Linked DNA regions of Homo sapiens: region 2 is linked to region 1. The links are chromatin loops, found by intact Hi-C in ENCODE. Cell type or tissue: PC-3. All regions are shown on one strand.

Region 1 (8,000 bases):
CTTCTCTCTTACCTTTCTCACAGAAAAACTTCATGCTGTCATATTGTCTTAAGATGGAATGTTAAATATACACTTTTAAATTGTAAAGAAAACCAGCCACACAAAAAAGAAAACAAACTTTAACCAATTAAAATGTTGTTACTCATAAATCAGCCTTGTGTAGAAAATGTTGTAATCCTGTTATATGTCTTTGTTTTCTTCCTATGTAAGCACAACTTTAACTTTTAGCTTTGGAGCACTTATCCCATTTCTCTGGAGTCCCTGTAACCTGGGTGGCTATTCCCAGATTTTTACTTGAATAAACTCATTAAAACTGGATTCTGATTATTTCAATTATTTCAGATTGACAAGTGGTCATAGAATTTCATATTCATATAAGACCTATCCAAATTCCATACAAATAATTTTAGGTTTTACATTCATTTCCACAAATTAACAGGAAAGAAAAGTAACATATATTAATCAAGTGTAAGTGTCAGGTCTTTAAAATCTGTTAATCTGTTAATCTTCAAAACAGGTCTTCGAGATTGATTATTTTCCCAATTTAACTGAAAAAAAAAATCTACTATAAGAAATTTTCAACAGCCCATCCAAAATCACATAACTAGTCATGTGGAAGACGGGGATTCAAATCCAGGTGGATCAGCCTCTGTCTCAGGTCAGTTTTCACAGAAGCAGAGCATAATCAGGGCCTCCTTTGGAAAGCTGATTTATCAGGGATAAATGAGAACTTTCATAAGAAAGAAAAAAAACATGACAGGACAAAAAATTCAGCAAGGAAGTGGTCCCAGCAGAATAGCTTTACCCAGTCCCTAGGGGAGCTCTGGAGCACAGGTTGTACCACAGAGGTAAACCCACCCTGATGCACAGAGCCTGCTGTTTTTACATACATATTAGTCAGTGCTTGTTCACTACTGGAGAGCCTATGATTAGTTCTGTCATTATTATTATTTTATTTTAGCACCTTTCACATTGCTATTCTCTTCCTGGAATTTGTTTTCCCAAGCAAAAATTTTTGGCTAAAAAGTTCCGTCTACGTTTTGAAACCCATAGGAAAGTCATTACTTCTGTGACACCTTACACAGCTATTCCCAGAGCTGGGAAACTTTACTCTTTGCACTTTTTGTCTCCCTCTCCTTCTATGAAGGATGTATTTTCTTTAATGCATCTGGGCTCCCAAGCACTTAACATTATTTCCTGGCATATTCCCTGATAGATATCAAGTTCTTTGTGAATATTAATTGAATTAATTTATATATCCTTAATTGCTATAAACCAACCAATTGCCAAGTTATCCCTCTTGCTGGTTGTAAAAAGTGTCATTTACAGATGGGGTCTTTCAGCTCAGTAGACTAAACTTCTGTAGGAAGAGAGTAAGTTACAGAGGATGTGTAGTATTCCTAGAATACCACTTCTCTCCTCTTACCTCACACATGCTAGGCACAGTATACGGTTTTATAATCTGCCTCAGGAAAAAATAAAAATAACATTCTAGATGATTGTGTAACTCCTACATCAGAGGACTTAGTTAATTTCCAAGAAGTTATTATGAACTTTCCGGTTCTAAACTCTGCCCTGAAATCGGGGAAATGGTAAATAATAGACCTTCTAGCGTCCTTCACTTGCAAGCATTAAGAGCTCAAATCAGCAGAGGTTTCAATGACAACGATTGTTCACCACACCCTTTGGTCTTACTAACAATAATTCATTTACTCTCCTCTTTAGGACCTCTGACCTAAAGTCATGTAAAAAGTCTCCTACCCTAAAGAGCTTGATCCTGAACCAACCAGCAGTTTTGTGAATTTAGCTTTCCTTGAGCCAGGCCGCTTTTACAGAACAGCCCTCACCTCAAGGACTAAGTCTTACTATATTTCTTTCTTCAACACCAGTGGGGAGAATTCTTTTAACAATTGCCCTGATAAATAGATTCATGTAATCTTATTGCTGTGTTGTCATAACCTTCTTTTCTCACACTTGGGAATATCAAAAGAAAAAAAACTAATAAATTAAGAAAATTATGTTAACAAAGTTTATTTACATAAACAAAGAACATCCATTCAGTTGGTTCTGTATGACGATGGTACCCTGCAATTCCCCACAAAGTGAAATTTATAATCATTCCATTGACAAGTGGGCTTGATAGAAGGAGAGGCACGATCTTATTATGTGTTTTCCCTTAATACTACAATATACCTTCCTCATTCTGTGCTGTAATGCCTCAGGGCTGCTCTCCTTCTCAGCTGCTCTGAGATGTGGATACAGTTTATTTGTTCAGGATCACTGAATTGTAAAGCAAATTACTTATTCTGAAACCATTCTTATGCTAGAATGCTCTCAGTTTCACCATGGATGAGGAACCAAAGACTGATCATCACCATCTATTTCTTTCTCTCTTTTTCTCTGCCACTTTGTCTTGAAATTTTTAATTGCCAGAAAAGAAAACACACACACACACAACCAACTAGTTACTCTCTGCATTCAGTGGAGGATTTCTCTCCCACCAATCAAGACTCCTCTTCCACAGCCCCTTGCTGAATGCCAGGGATATGCCACATGCTTCTGTTTATGGGCACTGTTTAGGGGTACCACTCATCTTTAAGACATTTTATTTTCCAGAGGTCTGCTTGTATCCCCAGCCAGATCAGCTTCTTATTATAGAACATAGCCAGGGAATCCTAACTATGCTTGCAGAATGCACTACACTTGGACACTTCAAAACATTAAATCCGTTCCATGCTTACGTGGTCCTCCAATTAGCATTCTGTTTGGCAACTCTTATTTTCCCAGCCTGTCAACTTTTCATCACTTCTTTGAGATAAACACTGTCTACATTCAGACTCTGAAAGGTCAAAGAGAGACAAAAGGTGGTGATCTTCCAGAAGAGTAAGGTATTCATTTCTACCAGCATTTAGTGATTGTTTGGTATTAATGGAATTCATTGACTGATTTTCCATGGCACACCCCAGGCTTTAGAATCAGAGTATAGTGCCCAAAGCATGGCCCTGCAACTTACTGTAGCTATAAGTAATGACAGTCAGAAAGTAGACACAGGAAAAACCATATGAGTCACGTATTATATAGATCCTAAGAATATTCAAAAAGAATATTTACCCTTCTAATTATTTAAGGAGACAGTCAAAACAGCAACACAATTTTAAAGTGGCTATTGATATTTTAATGTTTTCATAATATCTGAAAATAGTTTAAGACATAGTCATTATCCCAGGATAAAGCTCATCTATATCGTTCTCTTGATGCTGATTGTAAAAATGAAATAAAACCTTACCAACGACTGCTAAAGGATGAAGGCTAACCATCATATGACTCTGTAGCTTTTCTTTCAAATATAGATGTTTTTAGCTAAGATATGATCAAGTCTTTTGTGAATCCAAAAACAGGCAAGGGGGACTTAATTTTTAGCTATTTTGCATGTCAGCAAATACAATTTTAATTATTTTATTTTTAGGAGAAATTTGTGATATTAGCTTGTTTCCATGTTTTGAAAGAAAACATGATTTGAAAACATCAATACCATCTATTTTCTTAAAATAATAGTAATTAAAAAACAGAGACTGAAAGGAAAACTATGTCATATAGAAAAAAATCATTTGCTGGGCGCGGTGGCTCACGCCTGTGATCCCAACACTTTGGGAGGCCGAGGCGGGTGGATCACCTGAGGTCAGGAGTTCAAGACCAGCCTGGGCAACGTGGTGAAACCCAGTCTCTAATAAAAGTACAACAGCAACAAAATTAGCTGGGCGTGGCAGCATGTGCCTGCAGTCCCAGCTACTCGGGGGGCTGAGGCAGGAGAATTGCTTGTACCCAGGAGGCGGAGGTTGCAGTGAGCTGAGATCGTGCCACTGCACTCCAGCCTGGGCAACAGAGTGAGACTCCATCTCCAAAAAAAAAAAAACAAAGAAAAAAATAACCATTAAATTCAGGAATTAAAAGACCTATTTCAACAAGCCAAGCTATATTTAGTATACAAAAAGTAACGTTGAACTTCGTATTAAGTGTTAGAGATCAAACAACAATGTAAAATCATTCCTTTAACATTGAAATTTGTGTTAAGAATGATTTAGATATTTGAAATAAAAAGTACCATAATTATTCATTTGTCATTTTTCTGAAAAACTTTACATACTTAGGTAACTTCATGATTATGATGAAGTTCTCTCAATTTTTATGAAAGACTGATGCTGCTTCAGCAATAAAATATGTAACGTATTATTATATTTGCTTTTTTCCCACGTCTTACTTGTACTATTAAATATTTGTATCACTTTGATAAGTTATTTGGCATCTATGAGCCTCAATTTATAAAAAAATGAAGGTTTGGAGTAGATATTAAAGACTCACTGAGATCTGAAATGTTAGAATTCTAAGATGGTTCTTAAGGTTTATACTACCAATATTCTACCACCACCGCTATTTGTTTTTTCAGCCTGTGACAACCACCACATTCCACATTCTTCAGCACCTTCACCTTTTCCTTTGCTTCCAGCACCATCTTGGTTTCACTTCTTCCCCTGTTCAGCCCAATATACATCATCTATTAATCACTCTGTTATCATAATCATGGCATCCCTCTCCCAGTTGGACAAAAGTATACAGAGAAACTCCTTCAACTTTCTTTATTCACTCTCCCCCTGACAGATACTTTCTTCTAAGGAAGAGAATTTTGGAAAATGCTAGTCTCTGATAATATAAGATCCAAACATAAATATATGTGGATACTAGTGCATATTATCACAGTGTAATTCTGAGGTTAGCCTAAATAAGAGACACTTCGCTAAGACTTAGCATAATTCACTTAAATTTTTAAAAATCATCTATATCACGTTATTTAAGTGTTCTCTTTCCACTCATCGGAAAAAGTTCAAGAAAGAACAACAAAGCAAAAGGTATGAATTAGTCATTTAGTAAATATTTAAGCACATAGTTAAGTACTTCATATGTCTAAACCACAATATAAATCATAAAATACATATGAACTTTGCCTTTAAAGTAGTCACCTCAGATAGCACGCCCTAAGTTCAACGTTTAACCATTTACTGATATTATTTTATCATTGGTAAATATCTAGTCACATAAAGATTATTACTTATGAATACTCCTATTTTAGTGCTATTCCCTAGTTCTGTCCCTATCTGTCCCTATCTCCTAGCAAATATCCAACTGATGTAAACTTTTACCATCCCTGTAAGCTGAAATAGTGATTCTAATCCAAAATCTTGCCATTGTATTTTTTTTTATTTTTTAATTAATTAAAAAAATTGTAGCGACAGACACCAGCTTTCACATCACCATAAATTGTCATGTATAACAAAATGATATTTCTTGTCACCAACATCAGAAAGGACTTTGAAGGAAACCTGCTACACATCATTTCACGTAAGTTGTGGTTTCCAAAAATCTGTGAATGGCATTAAATAAGGGCTTACTATACACAAAAAAGACAACTTCCTTTGGAGCAACTGAATCAACTTACATAGCAGAGAATTACATAAACAGTCAGAAGGGAAGGCACAGACAGTATGACAGAGCTTCCAATATATTCTTACCTGAATATATGGCAGAGGTAAGAAGGCTACAAGTCCCAGGCTCCATTTTATATGGGACCAGCTACTCTACTAAGACTAGCAAATGGGGAGTATTCATAAAAGGAAAGCAGTGTGTCCTTCCTCCATGCTGCTATTTAGAAGGATGATTTGAACTCTCGTGGCCACCTTGGATCACGAGGGCAAAGACCTCAACAGAGCAACAAGCTGGAAGGAGCTGGGGTCATTACTGACATGGCTAACTTACCCACTTGGCACAGCAGCACAGAGTCAATGGCCAATGGTCCACAATACTTTCTTGGCCCACAAATATTTTAAATTTCTTTTAAAATTAGAATTTTTAAAAATGAATTTTTAGCTTGAAGTAGATAATATTAATATTTTATTCTTTATATGAACATAGTCACAAAACAATATGTTATATAATATAAATGTGGTATACGTATATATATTTAACAGAGTAAGGGTTGATGAAGTTTAAAGTAACTGAAGCCCATGAAAGTTAGAATGCAGCTGTTTGCCCACTTGCTGGCCATGGAGAACCAGCCAGCCCTGGATTTCCTACCTGTTACATAACTTATGTGTGAGAGAACTAAATTTATATCTTGTTTAAGGCATTGTAATTTGGGATTTTCTGACGCATTCCAAAAAACCTGAATCTCAACTGATTAAGGTGGCAAGGGTTGCAGGCAGGTACTTACAGGAACTTATGAAATGTACCCAAGACAATATAGAACCAAAGCCAATATGGCAAAACATGCCAAACATTGCATAGGCACCATCTTCTTTAGTCCTGCCAGGCTGGTACCTGTGGCTTCATCTTCCAAATATAAAAATGGGTAGCATCACAATTTAAATCCTCAGTACACTCTGCTCTTTCGTTTTCTTTCTTTAAGACATAAGAGCTAGCCATTGGGTAACTCTGCCTCCTTTGCACCCCAACTTTCAAGGTTCCAAAGCAACTTTGGTGTTGTGAATGGGGAATTCAGAGCGCTGGGTTTAAGCTACCTGGCTGCCATTACTAAAATTCTCTCCATCTATAAAATGAGGTTATTATGAATTGCTACATAAGATGTTGTGAGGAGTTATGAGCATGTATAACAATTAAAATTAAAACACTATAAAAATGCCAGGTATTATGTCTCCCTCACACATTGCCCACTACCTGTCAAAGCTGTCTTTGAGAATTCACTTAATGTTATGTCACTCAAGTAAAAGAATATATAGGGGAAATGTATACATTATTAAATTTGCAAGTCTATGCTCCTTCGAGAGAAAGGTAGACATAGAGGAAACACTGTAGTGATTACTGGAATCAAGCTAATGATAGTGTGTTACCAAATAAGCCTACTTTCAAGGATAAGTATTCAGAAAAATGCAAGGTATCTATGAGTAATATATTTAAAATAGTTATTAAAATATGCATATAATATATACTACGGAATATATTTATATATTCTGTGTATATAACATATAATATGTTATATATAACCATATTTTTAAGGATAAGTATTCAGAAAAGTGAAAGATGTCTATGAGTAATATATTTATTAAAATATGCATATAATATATACTACATAATACATATACACATTATATATTACATATATAATCTATATACTACATGATATATACTATACCATATATAATATATACCATATGTATACTATATATATCATCTAGTACATATTATATACTTTTTTTAGATACAAATTTCGAGGCAAGTGTATCAGTCTATGAATGAGTTAATTCTAGAACAGTTATGACTGTACTATACTTCACAGTGCCATCTTCTGATTACCAGTGGAAGAACAGTTCCAGCCAAACGACTTTCTAAGAAAAATCTGGCTGTTATTATCATATGGTAAGGCTCTCAAGACAGACCAAATGTGAATGTTGAGTTTGTTGCTTTTCACATCTCTAAAACCAAAGGTGACCCTATTTCCTACATGGAAAGTCTTGAGGTTCAGCATGCAAACAGCGGGCAAGAACCTACTGTGCACTGAACCCTCACTCATCGCACATGTCGCGTGTGTATGACACAAGTTCTTTGTCCCATCATTCTACATGTAGTCCCAACAGCTCCTTAGTTTCTGAGTTACTTCCCAAATATCTAGCCATCAAAAATTTTATTGCTAACTTTTATTGTCTCAGGATCCTGACCTTGAATTAGAATCCTGAGTCTTATGTCTATTAAATCATGGGCTCAAGTCTCATCTCTACCCCTTTTTAATTTTGTGACCTTAGATATGTCAACTTCTGTAATCCTTAATGCCTCATTTTGTAAAGCAAGCACTTCATAAGGCACTGAAAAGCATTAAATAAAGTAACCTTAGACAAATTTGTAGTACTGTTCTTACACATAGAAAACAAGCAGTAACCTTTAGCTACTGTTATAAATTATTTTTAAAAATTAAATTATGAGTCTGAGGAACTGAG
Region 2 (8,000 bases), 64 kb before region 1:
GAACCTTTTCAGTATTGTAGGCAACTGATACACAGCTGTTTTATTTCTAATTGCCTGATCTACAACTTCTGAAACAATTAGAAAGGATTTAAACAATGATGTCCTTAAACAGCACCAGAATGTAATAAAATCTAAAGTTCCTTTTCAGTAAGTTAACTGGTCTCCCAGAACTGAATTAAAAAAAGACTTGCAGATGTGCGCCTAAACATCTGTGGATTACATTGTAACATCATTAAACATCAGGGAACTAGGGATATCTTAATCCTATTAAACAGAAAATAGCAACTAGAATATCCTGTACTACTTTTAAGAATCATAAAAAAACCTGGATATTTAAATAGTCTTTAACCAATTCATTTTACTAAATCTGTTAACTAATTCATTCACACTTATTTTATCCCTGTTTCATACTGATCACTAAGGTAAATTCCATGAACATAGTATAATTACCATAGTTCTTGCTTAGATGTATTTTGTAGCAAATATTTTCAGCAGTTTCTGGGATAAAGACAGTATCAGGTTAAAAGACTACTGCCTAGTATAAAATATGTCATCAGTTAGTATTGGACATGAAGAATTATAATGTATGATTTGATAATTTTTTAAGGTTTGCAATGTATATATCTTTGTATTCTGTGTAAATTACCAACTCATTTCCAGATGACACTTAACTACTGCTCAATATACCTAATCAATGTATTATATGAACCAATTGACTTTCAGACATGGATTAAGAACTACAATTCATATGATCATGATCACAGAATTATTTTATTTCTACTATACATCAGTAGTCAAGTAAATTGGTTTATAGAATAGGTATTTGTAGAGCAAAGAATCAAAAGTTGAAACCATAAGCAATTTGAGTAGTTACAACAATTTTGTCCTTTGCAATTGTGCAGAGGTGGGCTTCTATGCTCTATAAAAATAGAAGAATGGAAATCATCAGAAATAAAAATTGCTATAGTAGTATTTAACTTTATCCAAAACCTGAAGTCAACTGTCTCATATCTATAGTGTATATATCTCCTAGTCTTGAAGTTTCAAAATAGGTTCTATTTATAATAAATTGCAATTCACTCAAGAAAAATTAATAACTTTTTAAAACTAATTGTTTAAATTAATTGCAAATACATTGTGGGTTTTAGTTATAAAGGAAAATAAAAATCAAGTAAGAAATTAAAATATTCTATATGCTCTGTGTCAACACATTTATATGTATTTTCAAGATTTTTCTAATTCCTATTGATTTAATGAATATGCATCTTTTTCAAACTTATGTAATCAAACATTTAATATAGCATTAATAAAGCACTCTATGGTATTAATTATATTTAAGGTTTTAAATGGTGCTATATACCAAGAAAATGAAAATTTTTTCTATAAAGATTACAATTTCTGGATTAGAAATCAGACAAATCAAGTTTCTTTCTTTTTTAAATAATGTCAACTTTTATTTTAGATTCAGGGGTATATGTGCAGGTTTGTTACCTGGGTATATTGCATGATGCTGAGGTTTGAGGTGTGATTGATCCAGTCACCAAAGTACTGAGCATAGTACCCAATAGTTAGTTTTTAAAACTTTGTCCCCCTCCCTCCTTCTGCCTTCTAGTAGTCTATTGTTTCTGTCTCTATGTCAGTGAGTACCCGATATTTAGCTTCCACTTATAAGTGAGAACATACAGTATTTGGTTTTCTGTTTCTGCATTAATTTTTTTAGGATAAGGCCTCCAGCTGCATCCATGTTGCTGCAAAGGAAAACCTGGATGATTTTCTTTCTTTTTCATGGGTGTGTTTCTTTTCCATTTTTTTTTTTTTAATCCAGCCCACCATCACTGGGCACCTAGGGTGACTCCACATCTTTGCTATTGTGGATGATGCTGCAATAAACATATGCATGCATGTGGAATTAGACAAACCAAGTTTCAAATCCTACCTTTGCCTCTTAATGACTATGGATAAGATTTCTGGTTACCTGAATAATATACTTTCACATTTTTCTTTATCATAAAGTATTATGATACTGTTGCTAGTGGCAAATTATGAAAACAAAAAGTATATTATGAACCACATGAAATATTTCTGGACAGTAAGATGTAAAAGGAAGTTATTGCCTAGGATTTCTGAGAAAGCTTCTTAAAATTAAGAAGAAGCTCCTTAATTTTAAGAAGTTTCTTACTCCTCAAGAAATAAGTAATTTTAAAAAGCTTCCTAAAATTAAAAAGTAAGCTGAAAAAGCTTTTTAAAATTAAGGAGTAAAATAACAGTATTTATGTTTGAGTTTTTCCATTTTCTTTCTCCCAGTCTAGAAAGAAAACATTGTATGAAAGATTTTATTGTGAGCATAAAAACACATGCTGAGCGATGGCTGAGCTCTTAGAAACAAAGAAGTACAGAACGCTGATGGCATCATGAAGCCATCATCGTGGGCCTGAAATGACTTTCTCCGGACTTTTCATCATTTGAGCAAAATAAAACCCCATTTGTTAAAGCCATCAATTTTTAAGTTTCTTACTTGTAACTGCAATTTCTGATACGCTAACTGTATAATCACAGCATGACCATGAATTAAAATACCTCTGAATTTCAGTTCCATTATCTATAAAGTAGGTGTAATAGCAATCATTAGTTCATAAATCTGGGGTGGGGGTAAATTAGAATAAACATGTATATACATATAAGTAAATTACTTATTATAATGCCTGTCACAGAATTTACATTTATTTCTTCTTATGTGTTACTTAAAAGTGAGGGTCTTTTTTTTCTTTCTTTTTCCTCTTTTTATTTTACATCTGACAGAACAAAGTAAACATTCAGATACTTGATAATTTAATTCAAAGATAGCCTTAATCCTGTATTGTTGCATGTTTCTTCTATTTCTAACTCTAGTAATACAACTAATCATGAAATACAGAATTTACAAGGCATGTTATGCCTCTAGCATATTGGGAGTAACACAGAATGCATTTGCTTGAAAGGACTGTTTTTTCTAGAAATTGGTCTGATTCCGCAGCCTTGAAAAACCCCAAATTAACATATCTGTTCATTTTAAAATATATAAAATAATGTTTGCCTTTAAATAAGGTATACTACAGTTTTCATGAAGTCATAATTTTAAAAAAATATGAGTAATATAAGAATTCGTACTTACAAATGAATAACACTTTAATTTGTATAAAACTCTGAAAAAGAGCAGAAGTGTTATCATTTTAGGCACCAGCTGATTTTTTTTTCAGATAAACAATTAATTATACTATTCACCATAGTAAAATTGTTAATGATTTCAAGAGGCAAATTTAAGTAAAAATGACTTAAGCAAATAAATAGCAAAAGCATGGATGCTTAAATGTTCTGTGAAAAGATAAAGCATCTATTCATTGCTTATAGGGTGTTTTTCTTTAACCAGTCCCATCAATTTCTTCTGATTGAACATACGATTCTTTTAAAAAATTACTATATTTATTTCAATTATATTTATAAGTAGCCATGGAAGTTAAAAATAAGTTGATTGCAATACTCATATCTAATATGTCAAACAATTTCATATATATAACAAGTAATTTGGTGGTTAAGTGCATTTACCACTTTTTCCTTTGATATCAACTGTTCTACCCATTCCTCTATTTTTATATATACACTCTAAAAATTATCTACAATTCATTATAAAAGAAAATTACTATCCTTGGTCTGTTTGGACAACTACTTTTTAATTTTCACTTTGTCAATTACCTCCAAAAATAGAATGTTTGGCATTGGCAATTCGGCACTGTCTGTACGCGTGTTTTTTCTTTAACAAATCTTTAGAAAATCTCAAATTTGTTGATTACTCATTCCCTACCTCTCCTAACTATATAAGTTAACTTTTGTAATATCAAGTAAACCTTTTAGATTATAGAAAAAAATTGACCTGTGTCAAATATGGCTTGATAAGTTAGTATTTTTTCCTTTTTTTTTTTTTTTTTTTTTTGAGATGGAGTCTCGCCCTGTTGCCCAGGCTGGAGTGCAATGGCATGATCTCGGTTCACTGCAACCTTCACCTCCTGGGTTCAAGTGATTCTCCTGCCTCAGCCTCCTGAATAGCTGGGGTTACAGGCACATGCCATCATGCCTGGCTAATTTTTTTGTATCTTTAGTAGAGATGGGTTTTCACCATGTTGGCCAGGCTGCTCTCGAACTCCTGACCTCGTGATCCACCTGCCTCTGCATCCCAAAGTGCTGGGATTACAGGCATGAGCCACCATGCCAGGTGTCCATTTTTTAAATTAGAAAAATGTAATAGAGGAATTAAACCCCTTTTAGGTAAAGTATAGGAGTATAGGTTCCTTTACTTCATTCATTGATTCAATTTGTTACATACATATGTAACAAATAACATATATGACATTGTGCTAAAATAAAGATGAAGATTTTCAATTATTTGAATGCAGGCTATCTGTCCAAATGAACTTTAAATCTCCAACTTCTAGAGTATTACAGGGAAAGAGAAAAACATTACAGAGAAAAAAATGGAGGAAAATAGAAGGAAATAAAAAGGGATGCAGCATTGCAGAGAAGAGAGAAAGGCAAAAATGCTGGTAAGCAAAGATGTGGTTGTTGTATCGTGATTAGAAGCATGGAATATGGTTAAAAGAAACCTGATCTGGAATGCAGCCTCTCATATTAAAAAACTACGTGATGTTTTTATCTCAGTGTCTCATTTTCTCATGTGTATGAGTAATAACAGAATGTGCTTCATTGAAGACTTCAGGGATTAAATAGATTATCAAGCCAAAGTGCTTAAAATAGTGTTTGAAAAAGAAAAAAACACATAGCAATTGCTAATATTTGGCAGAATATATCACAGGAATCATGAATCATAGGAATCATGAATCATTCTAAATCTATGCTGATAGCATGAATAAATACATCAAGACCAAGCCAGTGAAATATGGCAATGATGTCACATTAAGTGAGCTTATTGTTATAAATGCCAGATAATTTCACCTAAAATATGCAGATCAAATAATGTTCTCTAACATGGGAAGCAACCAGGCAAATATAGGAAAAGAAACAATAACTGACCAAAGATATCAAGAAGGAAACACATAGAGTCTTCATGGACAATAAGAAAAGCAGAATTAGAAAGGACTAAGAAAACACCCTGAAAATTTACTCTTCCTTCTTTTCTTCTGTCCTTTTTCTTTCTTTCTTTTTAAATATAGCCATCCTTTAATAAAATCTTGTTTCCTATTTGGTCAACTGAATTTTAAAATGACTTGAAATTTGAAATGGTCGAAGCTTAAAAAGGTAAGAGAGAATAATGGAAAGAAAAGTTTATGAGGAAATGACAGAAATGTTTCAAGTTGTTTTACTTTGCAAAGAGTAATCTATAAGCAGTGACCAAGACAACCTCAACTCTCCCCTCAAATTGACTAAACATTACATCAGTTTCTTTCTGACTATATTCACTTAATCTCCCCTTAAGAGGATTACTTTACAAACTTGCAATTTTAAATTATTTCTCTTCCCTTTTAAGATATAAATTTTCTATCAGTATCTAGTCAATGTTACAACTCAGCAAAGTCTTTACCAAATAATTTGGAAGCCATCGTTTTGAAATGCAGTGATCAAGAAAGACAAAATCCCCAACTCCCAGTCTCTGTGAGAGGATAGGATAACTTTAACAAACACATATTATCCAACTACATTGACCAATCTCCCTGCTAACATTCTCCAGTACTTTTTCACTTACTCACCCCAGTGCTCAAGAAATGCCTGTCTTTTGTTTTAGAGGGAGTTCAGTTCAATCTCTCCTCTATTGTAGTAGTTTTAAATAAAGTCTCCCTTGCATGTTAAACTTGAACAGTGCAATTTTTCTTTGCATTATTAGCATTATTGATTTTCCTGGATAGCAAAGTGTTTGTTTAGTTTCTAAGTCACATACATACTCACACAAATATACTAACTAACACACAAATACATACACACCAGAGAGAGAGAGAGAGATGAAAGAAAGAAGAAAAGAAGGAAGGAAGGAGGGAGGGAGGGAGGAAAGGAAGGAAGCAAGGGAGGGAGGGAGGGAGGGAGGGAAAAGAAAAAGAAAGAAAGAAAGGAAAGAAAGAAAGAAAGAAAGAAAGCAAGAAAGAAAGAAAGAAAGAAAGAAAGAAAGAAAGAAAGAAAGAAAGAAAGGAAGGAAGAAAGAGAAAGAAAGAAAGAAAAGAAAGAAAGAAAGAAAATTGAAAGAAGGAAGAAGGAAGGAAAGAAAGAGAAAGGAAAGGAAGAAGGAAGGGATTAAACAAAGGAGGGAGGAAGGAAAGAAAGGAGAGAGAAGCGAAAGAGAGAAGGAAAGAAAAATAAAAGACCTCAAGCACAAATTAAAACACAGCATTAGGAGATATACCTAATGCTAAATGATGAGTTAATGGGTGCAGCACACCAACATGGCACATGTATACATATGTAACAAACCTGCATGTTGTGCACATGTACCCTAAAACTTAAAGTATAATAATAATAAAATTAAAAAAATAAAAAAAATAAAACAAGAATTCAGTTACATTTTTAAAAAAGATTCTCTTGTGTAATAAAAGACTGAAACAGGTAATCTGTGTGCTTTTTAAAGTTTCTAGGCCTGGTGAATATGTATCCTTGGGAATATTCATAAGGAAGCAAAAATTATTTTGTCTTAGATGGTTTATACCATGTGTCTTTTATTTTATGCTGAATTATTTAATGAAAATTCTCAACACTTTCAAATTCCTAATCCTAACAGAGCACGCTAATGGGGCACTGAGTATGTAAAGTACCAGAATTTAACTACTCTAAATATGGAGGAAACCTAGAATTCCTATTAGTATAATAATATGCAACTGCCAGATAATAATAATAGCTGCTGAGGACCCATTTGCAGTATTCTTTCTATAGTAAGTGCTTTAAATGCATTTTTTAAAAGGTAATCCTCATGAAAACTTTGGGAAGCCCTGATTATTATTGACATTTTAAAACTTTAAATAAAAGTTTAGAAATGGGCAAAGAGCTAGTAATTTGCAAAGCTGGAATGAAAATCCAGGTGACAGTGATGTACAAGCTCTGAGTTAATATACTGGCTTTGCAATCCTTGTAAGAACCACGAAGAAGCATACTTGAGACTCTTAGGTGCTGGAGGAGTGTGAAAGAATGAGCATTTACAAAATATGAGGTGTTGATTTGAATGCTCTTTTATTCCTACATACCAATGCTTGTTACTCTGGTATCTTCCTGCTTTAAATACCATGCTTGAAAAAACAATTTCTCTTTTATTTACAATAATTTCCTTCATTTATCTGTTTATTTTTTACCCACCTATCATGGTCTCATGCTGTTTTCTGCTTACATATCAGCTGGAAGTCAAATAAAGAATATTACAGCCTTTCATTTGGAATTAACTACTTATAAAAATTGTACGTGATATCTAAGCTTGAATTTCTCAAGATCAGTTGCATCTCTGGGACTGAATCGCTCAGAATCCAGAATGAAAAAACAGATTTTTCTTCTTTACTCAGAAAAATAAAATAAAATTTTCTGCACAGTACAAGTTTCAGAAAACAGAATATTTCGTCTTTAGATAAAGTAAAATTATTGTGCGGATGAGCAATTAGACCTTTTTAAGAACTACCCAGTCTAAATTACGAATGATTAGGCACTGAGGATATTATAATCCAAAATCCCTGATGCAGAGAGACATCAAGCTGTCTCACAGTCTCCAGGCTTCACCCCTCAGTTTTGTTTCCAGCTTTTGTATGCCACTATCCTTGCACAGAGTAGTTTTACATATGTGGTGATAAACTGTGAAAAGAAAATTGGCTGTCCATGGTTTGTGCATTGTCACATTAGAAATAGAATTCTCCCTTTCCATTCTACTTTGAGTAGTACTATATTTACACAAAGAATAATGAACTCCATAATTAGACATGGCAAAAACAAACTCTAATGAGTCTTTGGAGTAAAATGTCTTCTGTGTTCAAAAAAAAAGTATATAAACT

Evidence for each region. Peaks named below come from ENCODE experiments on the same cell type or tissue, not always from the same donor. Only the 100,000 strongest peaks of a DNase experiment are listed, where the experiment ranks them.
Region 2: it touches region 1 in a loop (7-fold over the local background); 2 of 110 quality-filtered maps call a loop at or near these places.

Annotation. Positions count from the first base shown.
Region 1 is chr11:24,508,667-24,516,666 of GRCh38, reverse strand. The region is part of intron 1 of LUZP2 (leucine zipper protein 2); the gene reads right to left. Among named protein-coding and RNA genes, the nearest start is that of LUZP2, 16 kb to the right of the region's middle. In PC-3, a CTCF peak has its summit at 7,379 (motif pointing left); a DNase peak (open chromatin) is centred at 4,926; H3K4me3 peaks cover 473 bases; H3K27ac peaks cover 1,491 bases.
Region 2 is chr11:24,572,380-24,580,379 of GRCh38, reverse strand. All of the region lies in intron 1 of LUZP2 (leucine zipper protein 2), which reads right to left. Among named protein-coding and RNA genes, the nearest start is that of LUZP2, 79 kb to the right of the region's middle. In PC-3, no CTCF peak of the experiment used is centred here; a DNase peak (open chromatin) is centred at 4,739; H3K27ac peaks cover 1,892 bases.